Regions from separate parts of the Mus musculus genome. Here region 1 is linked to region 2. Evidence: chromatin loops called from intact Hi-C (ENCODE). Cell type or tissue: left cerebral cortex. All regions are shown on one strand. Each heading gives the region's core, and the rest is flanking DNA. Links, peaks and the distances in the headings are about the cores only. Region 1 overlaps Abcc1 (ATP-binding cassette, sub-family C (CFTR/MRP), member 1). Region 2 holds the start of Abcc1 (ATP-binding cassette, sub-family C (CFTR/MRP), member 1).

The links. A loop is a pair of places that touch in the nucleus more often than their neighbours do. Peaks named below come from ENCODE experiments on the same cell type or tissue, not always from the same donor. Only the 100,000 strongest peaks of a DNase experiment are listed, where the experiment ranks them.
Region 1: it touches region 2 in a loop (4-fold over the local background); 2 of 42 quality-filtered maps call a loop at or near these places.

What each region holds. Positions count from the first base shown.
Region 1 is chr16:14,449,280-14,452,184 of GRCm38, forward strand. All of the region lies in intron 19 of Abcc1 (ATP-binding cassette, sub-family C (CFTR/MRP), member 1), which reads left to right. Among named protein-coding and RNA genes, the nearest start is that of Abcc1, 89 kb to the left of the region's middle. In left cerebral cortex, for the core only: a CTCF peak has its summit at 1,497; DNase peaks (open chromatin) are centred at 787, 1,077 and 2,293.
Region 2 is chr16:14,360,192-14,363,096 of GRCm38, forward strand. Abcc1 (ATP-binding cassette, sub-family C (CFTR/MRP), member 1) reads left to right here and starts at 1,367. Exons shown (of 31, transcript NM_008576.3): 1 at 1,367-1,452. The coding sequence starts at 1,405. In left cerebral cortex, for the core only: a CTCF peak has its summit at 1,399; DNase peaks (open chromatin) are centred at 919, 1,511 and 2,037; H3K4me3 peaks cover 1,787 bases; H3K27ac peaks cover 1,420 bases.

The DNA.
Region 1 (2,905 bases), core at 261-2,760, 89 kb after region 2:
ATCTGTCCCTGCAGACCTTGTTGCTGGGGGACTTAGGAAGCAAATGCCGGGCTCCAGCAGCCTGGGTCCCTCCGTCAGTGGCTGGTGAGTTAGGGACCATTATGCAGCCTTCTCAGGTAGCCTCTTATTCTATTAGTCACACAGGCTTTCTCAGAGGACCCTCTGGTTACCTGTGTCTTGGGAGCAGTAGCTTCAGTTGACATGCACGGAGATGATGCCAGCCAGCGTCTGCTTTGCAGCCCACAGGGATGCCCCTTTGATCTGGGCATCCTGCTTTAGTTACAGCTATTGTAAAATGTCTGAAACTTGTTTGACAGCTTCCCACCTAGCTATTACCTCTCTGGGACCTGTCTGTTTTCCCACATGTCCCCAGACAGATCTCAGGTAGATGGCCCTCAGATGGAGCTACAGGGCCACTCCCATTGTACAGTTTCCCAGAAGTAAAACTCTCATCAAAGTCAATGAATGGAGATCCTGCAAATAGCAGCCTACAGTCTCAAGACTGGCCTGTGAGCTTGGTGTCACTAAGAAAAAGCTGTTTGCTGGCCACTCACCTGGCCATGTGAGCATGTATGGAACACCTACTGTATATGAAGTACTTATGCTTCCTTAGCCCATATTGTATACCCTCTATTGAAAGCAATTCCTATGTCAGAGCTTTGAGCCTGGGAGTTGGCTATAGAGTGTGGGCTGTGCTGTGCTCAGGCCTCTCTGTTTATCTTCACATCTCTCACTTCTCCATCCATCCGATCTTCCTGCCAGAGCTGGGATTATAGGCATGCACCACCATGCCTGGCTCACAGCCACGTTTTTGTGGAGAAAGGAGTGAAGTGGGAGTTGTGCTGCCTGGCTGAAGTGTGACGCATCTTGGGTTTAGTAATCTTTCTGAAGATCCCGTCTCAGACATTGTAATAGTCTCTGGGGGTGAGGTCTTTATATGGCATTTATAAGGGGAAACACACAGTTTAGGTTTGGTGACAAAATAACATGACACCCCCTCCCCCCCGGGTTGACCTTAAAATGTAGAAGCAGAAGGATTCATCAGACCACGGATTCAGCATAGGCATTGGGAGCCTAAGGAGATGCTAGGCATGGGGAGGAGGCAACCCAGAGACGCTGTAGGCACACGCAAAGGCTTCAGGACCAGCTTGTTTTAAGAAATGAACAGGAGGCTACAGTGGTAGCTACTGAATCAGGGTAGGAGATAGGAAGTGAGACAGTGAGGGGCTCACCCAGTAGGGCCTTGAAGGAGTCGGTTTGAATTTCATTCTAAATTTAGTAGGGAACTCTTCCTACTTATTTTTTGTTTTAAGTGTATGTATGTGTGTGTGAATATGAATAGACTGTGCAGTTGCCTGCGGAGACCAGAGGGAGTCAGATCCTCTGGTCATAGACAGTTGTGAGCTGACGTGTAGGTGCTGAGAATCAAATCCTGGGCCTCGGCAAGATCAGCAAGTACTCTTAACCACCAAGCCACCAAGTGGCCAAGTGGGGAAACTCTTGAATCCTTGAATGTCAGAGAAGAAACATCTGTCTAAGGACACAAAGTGGCTGGCCGCAGGGCAGGTCTCACGTTTGGTCTCTTGTTAGGGGATTGGGACTCATTTCCATGGCAGCATTAGGGTATTACCAGTGGCTCCTTGAAGTTTTTTCCTCCCCAGTAGGGGACAGGACTGCTGGAGGTTGAGGAAGGGTCTCACTTTGTAGTCTTGGATGGCTTGGAACTTCCCCTGTAGATCAGGTGGACCTTAAATTAAAACAAAACAAAATGAAACAAACCACCTTCAAAGTGGTAGGATTAAAGACATATTCCACTATGCCTTGCATATCATAGTGGTTTTTAATAGATGTCATATTAAGATGCCAGGATTACAACCTCTAATCACAGCACTTGAGGCGAAGGCAGGTAGATTACTGGGAGTTTAAGAAAAAAAGCTTTATTGAACTGTAATTCAGTACCAACCTTATGTCCCCATTGGATTTGTGTCAACTGGTGTTTGTTAACATCCTGTCTTGTAGCCACAGTGATTAACTTTAGAACATTCTGGTCACTTCAAAGGAAAACCAAGAGTCCGCATCCCTTGGCAGGCACTCCTGGACTCATATCCAGTCTTCTCTGATCTTTTCATGCCTGCACTATGAAAAGTTCATGTTTTCTGGCTGAGTCAAACCTTACATTCTCAAGGCTTGTCTGCATTGCAGCCATACCTCCTTCCAAGGCTGCGCAATTTGTCATTGTACTGCAGTGTATACTTAGAGCTTGCTCATCTAGGGAGGTGGGGGCAGGGATTGCTTCTGCTTGTTGACTGTTGCTAATTATTGTTCTGCTCTCTAGTGTTCCGAAAGAAAAGCTACAGTTCTGCAATCCCAGCAGCTGGGAGGCTGACGGAGGGCTCTGAGTTTAAGTAGTGTGTGCTGGAGACATAGTGAGGCTGTGTCTGAGGAGGAGGGGCTACGTCTTATTTTTTGCCTGTGTGATGGCCTGCATTCTTGCTAGCCTTCCTATCTGGTTGGAATGAGTTTTCTTCCACATGTTCATGTCCTTGTGGTTGCAAAGGTCTGCCCTAAGTCTGGTCTATTTGTTCTCAGGCAGAATTGTCCTTATCTCTTAGCTCAAGTGATGGATTGTGGGCAGTCTTCTGTTACTGTACTTCACTTCACCCTCCCCCCCCTCTCTCTTTCTCTCTTTCTCTCGCTCTCTCTCCCTCTCTCCCTCTCTCCCTCCTTCCCTCCCTCCCTCCCTCCCTCCCTCCCTCCCTCCCTCCCTCCTTCCTTCCTTCCTTCCTTCCTTTTCTTTCTTCCTTTTCTTCCCTTCCCCCTTCTTCCCCCTTCTTCTCCCTCCCTCCCTCCCTTCCTTCCTAGATTTATTTATTTATTTGTTTATTATATGTAACTGCACTGTAGC
Region 2 (2,905 bases), core at 270-2,769:
GCATATTCCAGCTGCTAGCTTGCTAGAGCCTAGCAAGACTCCTGCTATACAGCAGATGCTCAATAAATATGGGTAACAGTGCATTGAGAATTGTTACCTGAAAGTAATTATCTTTAAAAAACTTATTCACAGAGGTAAAGAAACTTCCTGCCAAGCCTGATGACTTGAGTTAGCTCCCTGGAATCCACAAAGTTCCACAAAAAACAACTCTCCCAGGCTGTCCTGACCTCCACAAGCACAAGTTTATATACACACCCACACACATACACACATAGAAGTAAATGCTGTTACTACAACCACCACCTCCACCACCACCACCACCACCACCACCACCACCACCAAACTCTTATTCATACTGAGGGGGACCTGACTTGTGGTTGACCTTCAAAAATTGTTTATCTTACTCATTTTCTTTATTACTTTTTAAATTAAAATATTTTTTCAGGGGTATACATAGCTCAGCTGGTGGAGTGGTTCCTGCTGACAACAAAACCTAGGAGGAAGCCTGGGTTTTGTTGTCAGCGCCCCAGGTGGCTGGGGTAATAAGAAGTGGAGGAAAGGTGATGCACACCTTTAATCCCAGAGCTTGGGAGACAGAGGCAGGCAGATCTCTGAGTTCGAGGCCAGCCTGGTTTACAAATTGAGTTCCAGGACAGCCAGGGGCTTCATAGAGAAACTTCAGTCTGTCTTAAAAAAAAAAAAAAAAAAAATGGAGGCAGAGGGGCTCACAAGTTCAGGGTCATTCATCCTCTACTACATAGTGCTTTAGAGGCCAGATTTAGTTATTATATGAAACCCTGTCCCCAAATTCCTCATACCAAGTAATAAGGAAATGAGTTATTTCCTGGCTGCACTCAGAATGGGAGAAATTCCCAGGGTGCTTTGCAGACCATGGAGGAGGGGTGGCAAACTGGTGTTCAGGATGGAGATCTCAGTGTTTAGAATGGATTCATAGGGCTCCTGATTCAAACGAACTACACTTCTACTCGTTGAGGGACTCTGAGCGAATTTCCTCACCTTTCTGAGCCTCAGTTTCCTTATCTGTTCTCTTTCCTTTCTTGGGAGCTCACATCCATATCCCTCCAGGTGCAACTGAAGGAAAAAGCCCTAAAATCACGCAAGCACCGAGCGTTCTCCCGCAGCGGGGGGCCAGCGGTACAGTTAGGGTCACCTGGGATGAAGCCCAGGTGTGGAGGGCCCAGTGCGGGGTTCTTCCGGGCCGTGTCGGCTTTAGGAGCCGCCAGTGAGTGGGAGCTGCAGACGAGGCCTGCAGGCCCAGGCCAGGGCAACTCGTGGCCGTGCTCGCTCCCACGCGCGGGGCGGGGCGGGGTGGGGCGGGGCTGCATCCCGGTGACGCGGGCCAACCGCGCGGCGCTGCGCCTCCTCGCTCAGCCGGCCGCCCGCATGGCGCTGCGCAGCTTCTGCAGCGCTGATGGCTCCGATCCACTCTGGGTAAGGTGGTGGGCCGCGGGGGACGGCGCGGGGGCGACCGGGGACTCGGAGGACGTGGGGGGACGCTGGGACGCGCGGACCCAGCTGCTCCCCTAGCCGGAGCCCTGCTCTGCTTACGCGGGGATTCGCCACCCGGGCCCCGGCGTAGCCGCCGCTCTCTTACTCTGGGGACCGGGTTCCGGGAGAGCTGGGTGTGTGCGGGGAGGTGCCTCTGTGCTTTGGGGTTCTGCCATCGGGAAGGGACGCCAGATCTGGAGGCAGCAAATTGGGGATTTTCTGTGTTTTGTGGGGGTAGGATCTCCGTTTACCGCGCACACACTATCATAGAGCACCGTGCAGGAGCCCAGACTCTAGAAAGGGACTTCCCATCGCTTGTGTTGGGGTTCCCCACTGTTTGTTTTACCTCTCGTTTACTCTGGCTTCATGTTTTTTTTTCTCATCCTCTCTCCTTTCTGCCTAAATGCTATCAGGGAACTTTAAGGAAATAAGGAAAAGCCAAGAGAGGGGAGAAGGGCCTTTCTGTCTCTTTTTGTAGGTTTGGGGTGCAGTGGAAAATGCCCTGGACTCTGTAACCAGGAGAGTGCCTTCTACTCTGAGTCAGAGAGACTCCGCTGCTCTGGGGATGTCCCGGGGACTTCAGGCCCTCTCCAGGTAGCTTTCTTGTGAAATGATCCTAGGCTGGGTTCCCTGGCTGACTGCTCTAATCTCCAGTGCTTGTGTATTTCGTGTTCCTGTAATGCTGTTCCTGTAATGCGATTTGCCTGTTATTCCAGAACACTCCTGCATCACATTGTCCTGATTATTAGTGACTACAATAGGAAACCCTGGACACAATGACTTTTCTTTTTGTTTGAGAAACAAGAAAAACATCCCTGTTTCTTAGCAGCTGATGGTTAGCGCCCACAAGTATTTGTTCTGTTTTGTGGTACCTCCGTGATAGACTGCATTAGGAATGATGACCCCTGAAGGCCCCCTGGGAGACTTTTGGGTGAGGAGGGTGCCAATTTTGGTTGAGAAACTTACCATACTTGGATAAATGGTTCATTTTAAAGCCAAGAGGTTGGAGGTTTCTCCAGAGCTGGAAACAGAGCTTGTGATTTACATTCGGGAGTCTGCAAGAGATAGGTGCCTGTTTGCCACACAGGAACACTGTGTGTCCTCTACCCTTGTGCCAAGTGTAGAGACAACGAGGTTATTTTGCAAGAACTCAGGGGGATCTGGGTCACTAACATGGGTGCTGGAGTATTTCCTGAATTTCTTTTTTCTCTTATGGTGGAGGGGAAGTAGACATTAGATTTTCTACCAGTTTGCATATTTTATTTTTGCATATATATAACACACACATACATATATTGTGTGTGTGTGTATGTTTGAGTGTATGCATACCATGGCACATGCGCACATCAGACTTGTGTGGAACTCTCTTTCCACAGTGTGGGTTCTGAGGTCCTCA